2 separate regions of the Homo sapiens genome follow, and region 2 is linked to region 1. A link is a contact called in ENCODE Hi-C or POLR2A ChIA-PET data. All regions are on one chromosome and are shown on one strand. The core of a region is the stretch at or near the end of the contact, and the rest is flanking DNA. Distances in the headings are between cores, read along the strand shown.

Region 1 (6,524 bases), core at 573-3,072:
AAAAAGAAAGAAAGGAGAAGAGAAGAGAAGAAAAGAAAAGAGAAAAAAGACAATCTAGACAGAGGCAGGAGGCCGACAAGTTAAGAACTGAAACAATATTCTCAATGGTAGAGGTTGCCAACCTATGGTCTGGGGGCCAGATTTGTCTGCAAAGTGTGTTTCATTTGGCCCATTCAATATTTCCGAATTTTGGGAATTCGTTTCAAACATTTAAAAGTTGGAAGATTTCTGGATGTCCTGCTTCTCTTTGAATATCATCCAGCCACGCACAGCCCACGATGTCTCCAGTTCCCCTCTTCTCCACCCTCTCTATCACTTTACATGCGACCCCAGTCGCTCATGTCTGCGCCTGTAGGTACTTGCGTTTGCAATCCCTGGCTCCTAAAGCTCTGGAAACAGTCGGGAGTGGCTGGGAGGATTACGCTGGGTTGAGAAAACAGCCTGATCAAAAACTTAGAAGAAATAGGGGCAGTCATAAAAAATGATGAGTTCATGTCCTTTGTAGGGACATGGATGAAGCTGGAAACCATCATTCTCAGCAAACTATCGCAAGGACAAAAAACCAAACACCGCATGTTCTCACTCATAGGTGGGAATTGAACAAAGAGAACACATGGACACAGGAAGGGGAACATCACACACCAGGGACTGTTGTGGGGTGGGGGGAAGGGGGAGGGATAGCATTAGGAGATATACCTAATGCTAAATGACGAGTTAATGGGTGCAGCACACCAACATGGCACACGTATACATACGTAACAAACCTGCATGTTGTGCATATGTACCCTAAAACTTAAAGTATAATAATAATTAAAAAAAAGAATGAAAAAGAAATGCTTTTGAAGCTTGAAGCTAAAAAAACAAAAAAAAAAGAAAGAAATAGGGAAGGCGTCCTATTGGGGCTTTCTCACTAGGGAAAGAGTGAGCTGCAGGGAGGAGAAAGAACAGGGCCTGGAAGGACGAGCTGTCCCTATCTCATCTCTGTCCCCATCCACCCACTTCATCCAGGCCACCAATTTCCGGTTATCAAACAGACAATGCAACATCCCTTACACCTGCTGTACCTCTGCCTAGAATCTCCTTTCTTCCCTTCTATCCGGCGAGCAGTTCCTCCCAGCTGCACTCCTGGACTAGTCACTGCCTATTTGCAGCAGGGATCGCAAAGGCGACCTCAGTTGGATAGGGCAACCACCCAGGCCCAAGTTTATGACCTCTTCCCCAAGAAGACTGTGAGTTCTCTGACGTCTCGCTGGAAATAGGATGCATGGATGGATGGATGGATGGATGGACGGACGGATGGATGGATGGATGGAAGCGCAGGCAGGCAGGCGGACGCATGGATGAATGAAATGCATATCCGAATGCAGAACCTGGATTTGTTTTCCCTCCTTCAAACACACACAGGCTCCGCCCCACTAGCACAGACCGGGACAGTCTGGGGCAGTCTCGTCCCGCAGGGCCCAGAAAGCTGGACCAGGTGACCCTCTCAGACTCCCCCGAGTCCTCTGTAACCTCGTTCTCGCCCCCTCGTGGGCTCTGACCTAGAAAAGGAGTGGGGTGGGTGGGGGGTGGGGGGTGGGAGCCAGCTCGGGAGCCACCGGCGCTAGGACCCAGCGCGGCCGGAAGGGGGTGGGGGCGCCGCGCGGGGAGAATCTGCGCTCCGCGGCGCGCGGCGGGAGGGCGGGCGCGCGGCGGGTGAGCGCGCTTGCGCGAGGGCGCGCGCCGAGCGGGACGGACAAAGGGGCGGGCGGCGGCGCGCGAGCCGGAGGGCGGAGCCGCGGGCCGGGCGGGCAGGTGCGCGCTGGCTGGAGGGCGGAGCCGCGATGCCGCGATGGAGCGCAGCCCGGGCGGGCGCCGGGGCCGGGGCCCGAGCGCCAGGCGGAGCGCGAGCTGGAGCCGCAGCCGGAGCCCGGGCCAGGCCGGGGGCCGGGAGCGCAGGGCCGGGCTGCTCGTAGCGGCGGCGACCGAGCCCCCCAGCGGCTGAGGGGCTTCCAGCGCCCGCCGGTGGCCGGGACCCACTAAAGCCCCCGCAGCCGAGGAGTGCGGGGAGCCCCCTTCCACATCCAGGATCCGGCGAGCCTCGGGGAAGAGGGGGGGCCCTCCCGGATCCGACACCGAGCGACTCCCCTGCGGGGAAAGCGGAGACTTCCTCGGTATTTAGAAGACAGCAAGCCCCCTACGGCACCGCAAGGACTCCCCCTCCTCAGTCTGGGCCCCCGCCCCAAGACCTAGAACGCAGTGCCCCCAGGCCGGGATTGCGAGAACCCCCTCCCAAGATCCGGTCATTACAACTCCACACCTCAAGACAAGAAGACCCAGCTCAGAACGCCCCTAGATCAGGGGATCCCAATTCCCCCCAACTCCGGTACATAGAAATCCCAAATCTAGGCAGCCGGGGACAGCAAGAGACACTCTCACCAGCAAGAAGCCTCGGGGATCCCCCCCCTAAAGCTCCAGGACTTGGGCGACTGAGCCCCTGGCGGCACCGCTTGCACCCCGGTCCATGGTCGTGGCGCCCTGAGCCCCCGGGGCCGGGCAGACGAAGACCGCGACGGCGCCCAGGCCCCCTGCCGCGGCGTCCCCGCGGCCCCAGCCCAGGTAAGCCGGGCCCAGGTGAGGGGCGGCAGGTGAGTGGCCACCGAGGTCCCCATAGCCCTGCAGGTGGGGAAGGAAGTATCGGGTTGCGCGCTCCCCCTTCCCCAGCGTCGCCATGGAGCCGAGGCTGAAGGACGTCTCTTTGTGTCTCGCTTGGAGGAGCCGCCCCCTCCTCCTCTCCCTTCCCCCACCCCACTCCCTAGCCTTGAGGCTCGGGCGCAGCTCCCCGGCCCCACGGAGGAGTGGTGGTGGAGCCCGTTGTGCCATGGAGAGGGGGGAAGAGGGCGGAGAGTCCCCCCCCAAAAGCTGCGAGCCTGGAGGTTGGCCCCCAGGTCCTTGGAGTGTGAATACCCCTCCCCCACGGCCAAGCTGAGCTTCTAGTGAAGTCCCCCCGAGAGGGGAAAATTTGGGGGTGCCCACAGGTGAGGGGGGCTGCCTTATGTGGCCCTGGGTGATGGCTGGGGCTTCGGGTGTGTGTCTTTGTCTGTGAGAGTGCGGGGAAGGGGTGTGTTTGAGCGGATGAATGGGAATCGCATCTTCCCTGTGACTCTGCTGCCCGACCCAGGCCACACTGGCGGTCTTTACCTAAACCATACTTTGTACTCCCTGTGGGACAGGGAGGGAGTAAGTACCCCCCAAAGTGAGGCGCTAGTTTCTGGGGAGGAGAGGTAGCCTAGATGAAGAAGCTATTTCAGGTCAGGGCACCGTTCTGTTCCCATTTGTCCCAGGGACAGCAACCCAAGTCTTTCCCTTCCCCTCCTAACCTGGAGAACACCCAGGTTAAACCAAGGGTTGGCTCAATGTGTCCCAGACAACCAAGGGCCAATTCCAGGGTCTCACTGTGGCTTTCCAGGTGGTACACACGGCCGTACCCCAGCCTGGCCCTCAGTGAGGTCCTGAACCCCAGGCTCTACCGCATATGAGGAAGCCGAGAGACCCTAGGGGACATTGTACCCTGAAATCCTGAATCAGATCCTGAGAAGGGGCTGGACTGCATGGAAAGAACACACTCTGGGCTGCTGGGAGTTCCTCTCATCTCTTCTCTCTGAGCCTTCTGCAGACAAGCAGTGATGCTGGACCCATTTGATAGGTGCACAAACTGAGGCTCGGGAAGGCAGGACCCAGGATACAGCTAGCCCTGCCAGTAGCTCCTTCACTTATTCATTCAACAAACCTGTCGCCAATGTCTGTGATGGACCATGCGCTAGAGTCAGGGTCCTTTTCCCCACTTCATTCCTATCTCCTTTCTTGATGTCTCCTGATCATCAGACCCCTGGGCACGTCCCATTGGGCCTGTTGAAGTGGACCGGGCCAGGTCCAGCTGAGAGATTCTTGACCCTACACCTGAAGCAGCTGATCCCTGTCCTGCTACAGCCTTGGGAGCCCTGAGCCTGGGTGGCTGACTCCTCATCTCCCACCTTCCCAGCACCAAGTGCCCCCACCCCCACCTGCTGCTGGCACTGACCCAAGGGTGAGGATGTGACCAGCTGGAGACGAGGGTAGGGGGCACTTGATGCGGGCAGACCTCTGGCAGCCTCTCCTGCCAATTTCAGGACAGTTGAGGCAGCCACCTTCAGCACAGGCTGTGGGGGAATCAGGTGCCCTGAAGACTGAGTGACCTTGGGCAAGCACGTGGCCCTTCCCAGAGAAAATGACAGAGAGTGAGCCTCTCTGCAGCTTGAAGGGCGGATGGAGATCGAAATTGGGCAGGACAAGCATCCAGGTTTGCTCTACCCATTGCTGAAGGAGTTCATTTCCCCCCAGTGGGGGTTCCCAGAAGCCCAGGGCTTTGTCACACACCCCACAGGCAAGGCAGTGGAACCAGAGGCTGAAGAGCAGAAATTTGAGTCACTGTGTCCAGGGCAAACTGTGAGGAGGCCAGAGGAGGACAAGGAGCAAGACCTCCCCTCCTCACTAACCTGCAGTGGCTCTCCATTGAGTCCAGAATCAAGTCGCTGAGTCCAGATAGTCTCTGGACTGCAGCCTGGCCCTAAACCACCTCTCCTAGCCCATCTCCTCCGTGTCCTCTAATTCTCTGCCTCCGTCACGTGCTCTTCCCCTGACCTGAAAAGCCCCACTCTAGGATGGCTCCGGAGCCGTTTTCTGCCTCCACCTCCCTTTTTGAGCTGACCTGAGCTGGCACGTAGTAGAGAGCTGAATTTGATTGGTTGGTGGTTTGGTGGCTTGGAGGTAGTGGCGTGTGTCTACATGTGCAGTGAGAGTTTGTCTCCACATCTAGACTCAGCTCCAGGAGACGGGAACCAGGTTTGTCTTGTCCATACTGCATCAGCATTGTCTAATTCAGAGCCCAGCGTATGGTAGGGCACGTGCTGTAAAATACAGCCTATAGACGATTTTTGTTGGTCCAATGTATTTTACATGTTTGTCTTTGTTGTGAGTGCTTAAAAAAAGTCGGGGGGAGGCAATTTCACATACAAAAGCTGATTTTTGGATCTTCTTGAAAAATCAGATGATGTGGCAACCTCAGGCCACAGCGGGAGAATGACCACCTTCTTTAGACAGGGCCCTTGCCTTCCAGTCCACCCCCAGGCAGCCGTTCGCTCCCTTAGGTCACCTCCTGGCCCCCGATGCTGGCATCTGGGTTTGCAGGCCCAGAAAAATCTTTTTTTTTTTTTTTTTTTTTTGAGACAGAGTTTCACTCTTGTTGCCCGGGCTGGAGTGTAATGGCGAGATCTCGGCTCACTACAACCTCCAGCCCCTGGGTTCAAGTGATTCTCCTGACTCAGTCTCCTGAGTAGCTGAGATTACAGATGCCCACCACCACATCCAGCTAATTTTTTTTTTTTTTTTTTTTTAGACAGAGTCTCGCTCTGTTGCCCAGGCTGAAGTGTCGTGGCACAATCTCGGCTCGCTGCGACCTCCACCTCCCGGGTTCAAGCAATTCTCTGCCTCAGCCTCCCGAGTAGCTGGGATTACAGGCACCCGCCACCATGCCTGGCTAATTTTTTGTATTTTTAGTAGAGACGGGGTTTCACCATCTTGGCCAGGCTGGTCTTGAACTCCTGACCTCGTGATCCACCCTCCTCGGCCTCCCAAAGTGCTGAGATTACAAGTGTAAGCCACCACACCCGGCCACACCCAACTAATTTTTGTATTTTGGGTAGAGACGAGGTTTCACCATGTTGGCCAGACTGGTCTCGAACACCTGACCTCAGGTGATCCACCTGCCTTGGCCTCCCAAAATGCTGAGATTACAGCCACCACACACAGCCCAAAAAATCTTTGTTCGGTGGGCAACCTTCGTCTGTGTGTGTTCTGCACTCATGGGTGTTCCCTCCCACCCCCATGGTCAAGTTAGAACGTGCACAGAATAGTGTCCACCCAGGGTCTTAAGGGCTATGTGGTGAAGTGAACCTGAACTTCTCCAGCCTGGTTCCACTTTCCACTCTTGATCCCATCTTGCACTCTTACCCCTGAACTAGTGACATCCAGCAACCAAAAACCTGTTTTCTCTGTCCCACTTGCCCCATGTGTCCCAGGGACAGCAAACCCGAGTCCTTCCCTTCCCCTCCTGACCTGGTTCTAGGTGCAGGTCTTGCTCAGGACTCTTGGGGCAGGGCTACTGTCCAGGGTTCCGTTCACCCCTCTGTCCACAGAAGAACTGGATGAAAGCTTCTTGTAGCTGTAAGTTTCTTCCTTCTAACTTTCTAGGACTAAGTCCAAGCTGGTCTAAGTTTTGGTCAGGCAGGAGAGCTGGGGGCCTAATTATAGGAGTAACTAAAAAATATTGGTCAGGTGCGGTGGCTCACACCTGTAATCCCACCACTTTGGGAGGCTGAGACAGGTGGATCATTTGAGGTCAGGAGTTTGCGACCAGCCTGGCCAACATGGTGAAACCCTGTCTCTACTAAAAATACAAAAAATTAGCCAGGTGCGGTGGCATATTCCTGTAATCCCTGCTACTAGGG
Region 2 (5,677 bases), core at 2,547-5,046, 680 kb after region 1:
ACAGTATGCAGTGTTTTGTGTCTGGCTTCTTTTACTTAACACAATGTTTCTGCGTTTGTATCAGTAGTTCTGTTACAGGACAGGGGTCCCGATCCAGACCCCAAGTGAAGGTTCTTGGATCTCGTGCAAGAAAGAATTCAGGGTGAGTCCACAGTGTGAAGTAAAAGCAAGTTTATTAAGAAAGTAAACTGGGCCGGGCACAGTGGCTCACACCTGTAATCCTAGCACTTTGGGAGGCTGAGGTGGGCGGATCACCTGAGGTCAGGAGTTCAAGACCAGCCTGGCCAACATGGCGAAACCCTATCTTTACTAAAAATACAAAAATTAGCTGGGCGAGATGGTTGGGGCCTATAATGTCAGCTACTTGGGAGGCTGAGGCAGGAGACTCACTTGAACCTGGGAGGCAGAGGTTACAGTGAGCTGAGATCATGCCATTGCACTCCAGCCTGGGCTACAGAGTGAGACTCCGTCTCAAAAAAAAAAAAAAAAAAAAGTAAACTGGTGAAAGTACAGCTACTCCATAGACAGAGTAGGACATTCCTGAAAGTAAGAAGGGGAAGGCATCCACCTTATGTACAAGACTCATATATATGGGGAGATGTGCTCTGCTACAAGGGTTTGTGATAAAGGATTTTTTTTTTTTTTTTTTTTGAGATGGAGTCTCGCTCTGTCGCCCAGGCTGGAGTGCTGTGGCACGATCTTGGCTCACTGCAACCTCCGCCTCCTGGGTCCCAATTTAAGCAATTCTCCTGCCTCAGCCTCCTGAGTAGCTGGGATTACAGGAACACGCCACTATGCCCAGCTAATTTTTGTATTTTTAGTAGAGATGGGGTTTCACCATGTTGGCCAGGCTGGCCTTGAACTCCTGACCTCGTGATCCGCCTGCCTTGACCTCCCAAAGTGCTGGGATTACAGGCATAAGCCACTGCGCCCGGCTAATTTTCTTAATTACTATATTTAGCAAGAATCAATATTGTTATCTTTAAAGCAAAATTAGGAATGCTTTGTTCTCCATATATTGGGATATCTGGACACTCCCAAGTCTGGGTCTGTTTAGTAAACATTATATTATTATTATTTGAGATGGAGTTTTGCTCTTGTTGCCCGGGTGGGAGTGCAGTGGTGCTCTCTCAACTCACTGCAGCCTCTGCCTCCCAGGTTCAAGTGATTCTTCTGCCTCAGCCTCCTGAGTAGTTGGGATTACAGGTGTGTGCTACCATGCCCGGCTAATTTTTTTTTTTTTTTTTTGAGACGGTGTCTCACACGGTTGCCCAGGCTGGAGTGCAGTGGCACAATCTCGGCTCACTGCAGCCTCTGCCCCCTGGGTTCAAGCAGTTCTCTGCCTCAACCTCCCGAGTAGCTGGGATTGCAGACGCCCACCACCACGTCTGGCTAATTTTTTGTGTGTGTTTTTAGTAGAGATGGGTTTTCACCATCTTGGCCAGGCTGGTCTTGAACTCCTGACCTTGTGATCCACCCGCCTCGCCCTCCCAAAGTGTTGGGATTACAGGCGTGAGCCACTGCGCCCGGCCTAGTAAACGTTATTGTTTCCTTAACCATAAACATGTCGAGTCTAGGAATGCCTTACTTTCTGTAATTCAGTCCAGCAAGTCCCAGCCTTATTTTCCTAACCGTCACTCAAGATGGAGTCACTCTGGTCCGAACGTCTCTGACAGTTCATTCCTTTTTCTTGTTAAGCTATTCCCGTTGTATGAATAGATTATGCCCCTGTTGATGGACATGTGGATTCTTTTCATTTTTGGGCTATTATGAATAATGCATTTATGAACATTCATATACAGGTTTTTGTTTGGACACGTTTTCATTTCTCATTGGTGGTTACCTAGGAGTGGAATTGCTGGGTCATATGGGAAGTGTATATTTAATTTTTATTTATTTAGTTTTTTTGTAGAGATGAGTCTTGCTTTGTTGCCCAGGCTGATCTTGAACTCCTGGGCTGAAGTGATCCTCCCACCTCAGCTTCCCAAAGGGCTAGGATTACAGGCATGAGCCACTGTGCCTGGCCAAAAACACAATTTTTAAAATGGACAAAAGAGCTGGGTGCAGTGGCTCACACCTGTAGTCCTAGCATTTTGGGAGGATGAGGTGGGAGGATTGCTTGAGTTCAGGAGTTCCAGACTAGCCTGGACAACATAGCGATAACTCATCTCTACAAATATAAAAATTAAAATGACACTGGGCATGGTGGCTCACCCCTGTAATCCCAGCACGGTGGGAGGCTGAGGCGGGCAGATCACTTGAGGTCAGGAGTTCAAGACCAGCCTGGCCAACCTGCTGAAAGCCCATCTCTACCAAAAATACAAAAAATTAGCCGGGTGTGGTGGCACGTGCCTGTTATCCCAGCTACTTGGGAGGCTGAGGCACAAGAATCGCTTGGACCCCGGAAGTGGAGGTTGCAGTGAGCCGAGATCCCGCCACTACACTCCAGCTCCAGCCTGGGTGACAGAGCAAGCGTCTGTCTCCAAAAAAAGAAAGAAAGAAAAAAAAAAAGAGTTCTTTACATGGATACAAGTCCTTTGGCAGATAGATGCTTTGTAAATATTTTCATTCAACCTGTGGCTTGCCTTTTCACTTCAGAGGTGCAATTTACAATGCGTATCACTCTCTAGATAAGCTCCACGAGGGAAGGGAGTAAGTCTGCCTTTCCCTGAAACCTGGTAAAATGCCAGGCACATACATGTTCAATAATATCTTGTTGAGGGAATTAAATGCCTGCAACCTGAAGTTCCTGTCCGCCAGGGGAAACCAAGCTTAAGGTTCTGAAACACGAGGCACCTAATATGGGGGGGGGGGGGGGGTTAAAGCCAATTATGGGTATTCGGACTCGAAATAGTTTCTAACAAGGCGTTTTGGGGTTGGGGGATGCTCTCCCCACGAGATTCCAGGATTTCAGTAGAGGGCCTTTAAGGGCTGGTTGAAAGATGGGTCTTGAAGCTGTATTTGCACAGAACTATACTAATTTTACTTAGAGTGCTTTATTAGATGTAGCTTGGAGATTATAGGGTGCCACTAAAGAACCACTCCCAAGTTATCCCTTTGACCCTAGTCCTGCAGCTGGGAGTCTCCTTAGGCTAGGAGCTCCTGCCTGCCCTACAAAAGCCCACCGGAGGGCGCAAGGGCTCCAATCCCGATTGGAGTGAGGAAAAATATGCTCCAGGAGCGGCGGGTGGAGACGCTTCCTTTAATAGGTATTTAAGTGTCCACGGTGAAGGCTCAGGAGTTTACAAGGCTAGCAGGGTTGGGGAATCTCAACAAAGGGCGGGGCGTTGCTCAAGCTCCATCCGTCCGTCCGTCCATCCCTCCGTCCCTCCAATCCTCCATCCATCGCGCTGCTCAAGCTCCATCCATCCATTTATCCATCCATCCATCCATCCTTTATTGAGAGTAAAAAGCCGCCAACCAGACCCTGGGAGGAAGACAGGATGGTTCCCGAGAACTAGGGCTGCTCCTTGGCTTTTAGAGGTATCTACTACTTCCAAAACCTTTTGAGACCCCATTATCCCGTTTGATGAAGATGGAGTCTGCCACGTGGGGGTTCCAGATAAGACAGCTGAGATTCGGAAGGGCAGGCGACTCCACCTAGTCACGGGGACGCTCTTTTTGACGCTCCAGGGACCGCAGGGTCTGGGAAAGTTCCTGGTTACTCCGGCGACCGGCCGGCCGTCACATGACATGTGAGCCCGGGCGGAACGCCCAAGAGGCTTCCGTAGTCGGGTGGCAGGTCACGTGTCGAAGGCTTGCCCGCGGGGACCCCTTCCACCCTGGCTCCCGCGTCACATGACCGGCTTTAAGCAACATGGCGGCTGCCGTGGTGCAGCGCCCGGGCTGAGCGACAGCAAGTGCAGCGGGCTCCTACCCCGGGTGAGGGGTGGCCTCCGCGTGGGATCGTGCCCTCTTCAGCCCGCTCCTGTCCCCGACATCACGTGTATTCCGCACGTCCCCTCCGCGCTGTGTGTCTACTGAGACGGGGAGGCGTGACAGGGCCCGGGTCCCTTCTCAGTGGTGCTCTGTGCTTCAGGGCAAGCTCCCCGTCTCCGGGCGCACTTCCCTCGCCTGTGTTCGGTCCATCCTCCTTTCTCCAGCCTCCTCCCCTCGCAGGTGGGATCGTCGGTGGGACCGGAGCGCGGGCGGGCGCGGCCCCCCGGGACCATGGCCGGGTCCGACACCGCGCCCTTCCTCAGCCAGGCGGATGACCCGGACGACGGGCCAGTGCCTGGCACCCCGGGGTTGCCAGGGTCCACGGGGAACCCGAAGTCCGAGGAGCCCGAGGTCCCGGACCAGGAGGGGCTGCAGCGCATCACCGGCCTGTCTCCCGGCCGTTCGGCTCTCATAGTGGCGGTGCTGTGCTACATCAATCTCCTGAACTACATGGACCGCTTCACCGTGGCTGGTAGGGACTCACTTCTGGGAGGAAGATAGTCTAGGAGAGGGGAGCCAGGGTCCCGAGGGTGGCGCTGCTTTGCCGGACCATCCTGAATTTTCTCCTCAGGCGTCCTTCCCGACATCGAGCAGTTCTTCAACATCGGGGACAGTAGCTCTGGGCTCATCCAGACCGGTGAGTGGGGACCACTCCTGGTCACACAGCCGCTCCTCCTTCTGTTCTGTCTCAAGTGGGGCCACGCGCTGGCCTGTCTAGGGGCTCATTAATGGAGGTTTTGTGGCCAGTTAGGGGAGGTGATGGCCCTGATGTTGCTCGGGGGTCAGCGGGACACCACATTTAAAGAGGGAGTCAGTTTAGTATAACTAAGTATAACTTCACCCAGGTGAAGACAGACCTGGGTTTAAATCTCAGCTCTTCCACTTATTGTGTGATGGTAGGCAAGGCACTCAACCTCTCTAAGCCTCATTTTCCTTGTCTATAAGATGGAACAAGTAATAACACGAATCATCTCTTAGGACTGATGTGAAGATTAACTAAAAGATTGTCTGTGAAGGGCCTAGTGCAGTGTTTGGCACATGGTAGACACCCAGTAAATAATGGCAGGAGGGTTGGGTGTGGTGACTCACGCCTGTAGTCCCAGCACTTTGGGAGGCCAAGATGAGTGGATCACTTGAAGTTAGGAGTTCAAGACCAGCCTGGTCAACATGACGAAACCCCATCTGTACTAAAAATACAAAAATTAGCCAGGCATGGTAGCGAGCGCCTGTAATCCCAGGTACTTGGGAGGCTGAGGCATGAGAGTTACTTGAACCCGGGAGGCAGAGGTTGCAGTGAGCCGAGATCGCACCACTGCACTCCAGCCTGGGTGACAGAGCGAGACTCCATCTCATAAATAAATAAATAAGTAAAGGCAGGAGAGGGTGTCTGGAATGGGGAGAGGTGTGTTTTACTTGTTCACAACTTTGGGACTTGTGGGAGAGGCAAAGCTAGAGCCAAGCCCTTTTTCTTCCTTCCATCCTTCATTCATTTCTCAACCATTTCTGAGTACTCATTGTGTGCCAGGCCTGGAGGAAGTGATGATTACACCTGTAGGACTTTGCGAAGAACTTTTATGCCCCTTGTCTTCTAATCCTTCTATCAGTCAAAAATAGGTGTTACTGTTCCTATTTTATAGAGGAAGTAGGTAGTGATATCTACAGCTTATAAAGAAACTGAGGCTTGGAGAAGAGTTAAGACTTGCCCAGGGTCACACCACCAGTTGGAGGCGGAACAGGA

The links. A loop is a pair of places that touch in the nucleus more often than their neighbours do. ChIA-PET counts read pairs that join two places held with the same protein, here RNA polymerase II (POLR2A). Pooled maps may share reads with other maps.
Region 2: a pooled map shows a loop between it and region 1 (4-fold over the local background). The contact joins the promoter of SPNS1 here to the promoter of SBK1 in region 1. A Hi-C loop is called at or near these places in 3 of 50 pooled maps. POLR2A ChIA-PET finds 5 or more read pairs at or near these places in 2 of 52 experiments (H1 and MCF 10A).

The regions. Positions count from the first base shown.
Region 1 is chr16:28,290,703-28,297,226 of GRCh38, forward strand. It overlaps SBK1 (SH3 domain binding kinase 1), which reads left to right and starts at 1,823. Exons shown (of 4, transcript NM_001024401.3): 1 at 1,823-2,598. LOC124903670 (a long non-coding RNA gene) reads right to left here and starts at 1,363. Exons shown (of 2, transcript XR_007065033.1): 1 at 1,065-1,363. RefSeq lists silencers at 1,315-1,486, 1,694-1,923.
Region 2 is chr16:28,970,982-28,976,658 of GRCh38, forward strand. It overlaps SPNS1 (SPNS lysolipid transporter 1, lysophospholipid), which reads left to right and starts at 3,797. Exons shown (of 12, transcript NM_032038.3): 1 at 3,797-4,411; 2 at 4,511-4,576. The coding sequence starts at 4,171. RefSeq lists enhancers at 3,534-3,653, 3,734-3,843, 3,942-4,111, a cis regulatory region at 4,027 and a silencer at 4,064-4,153.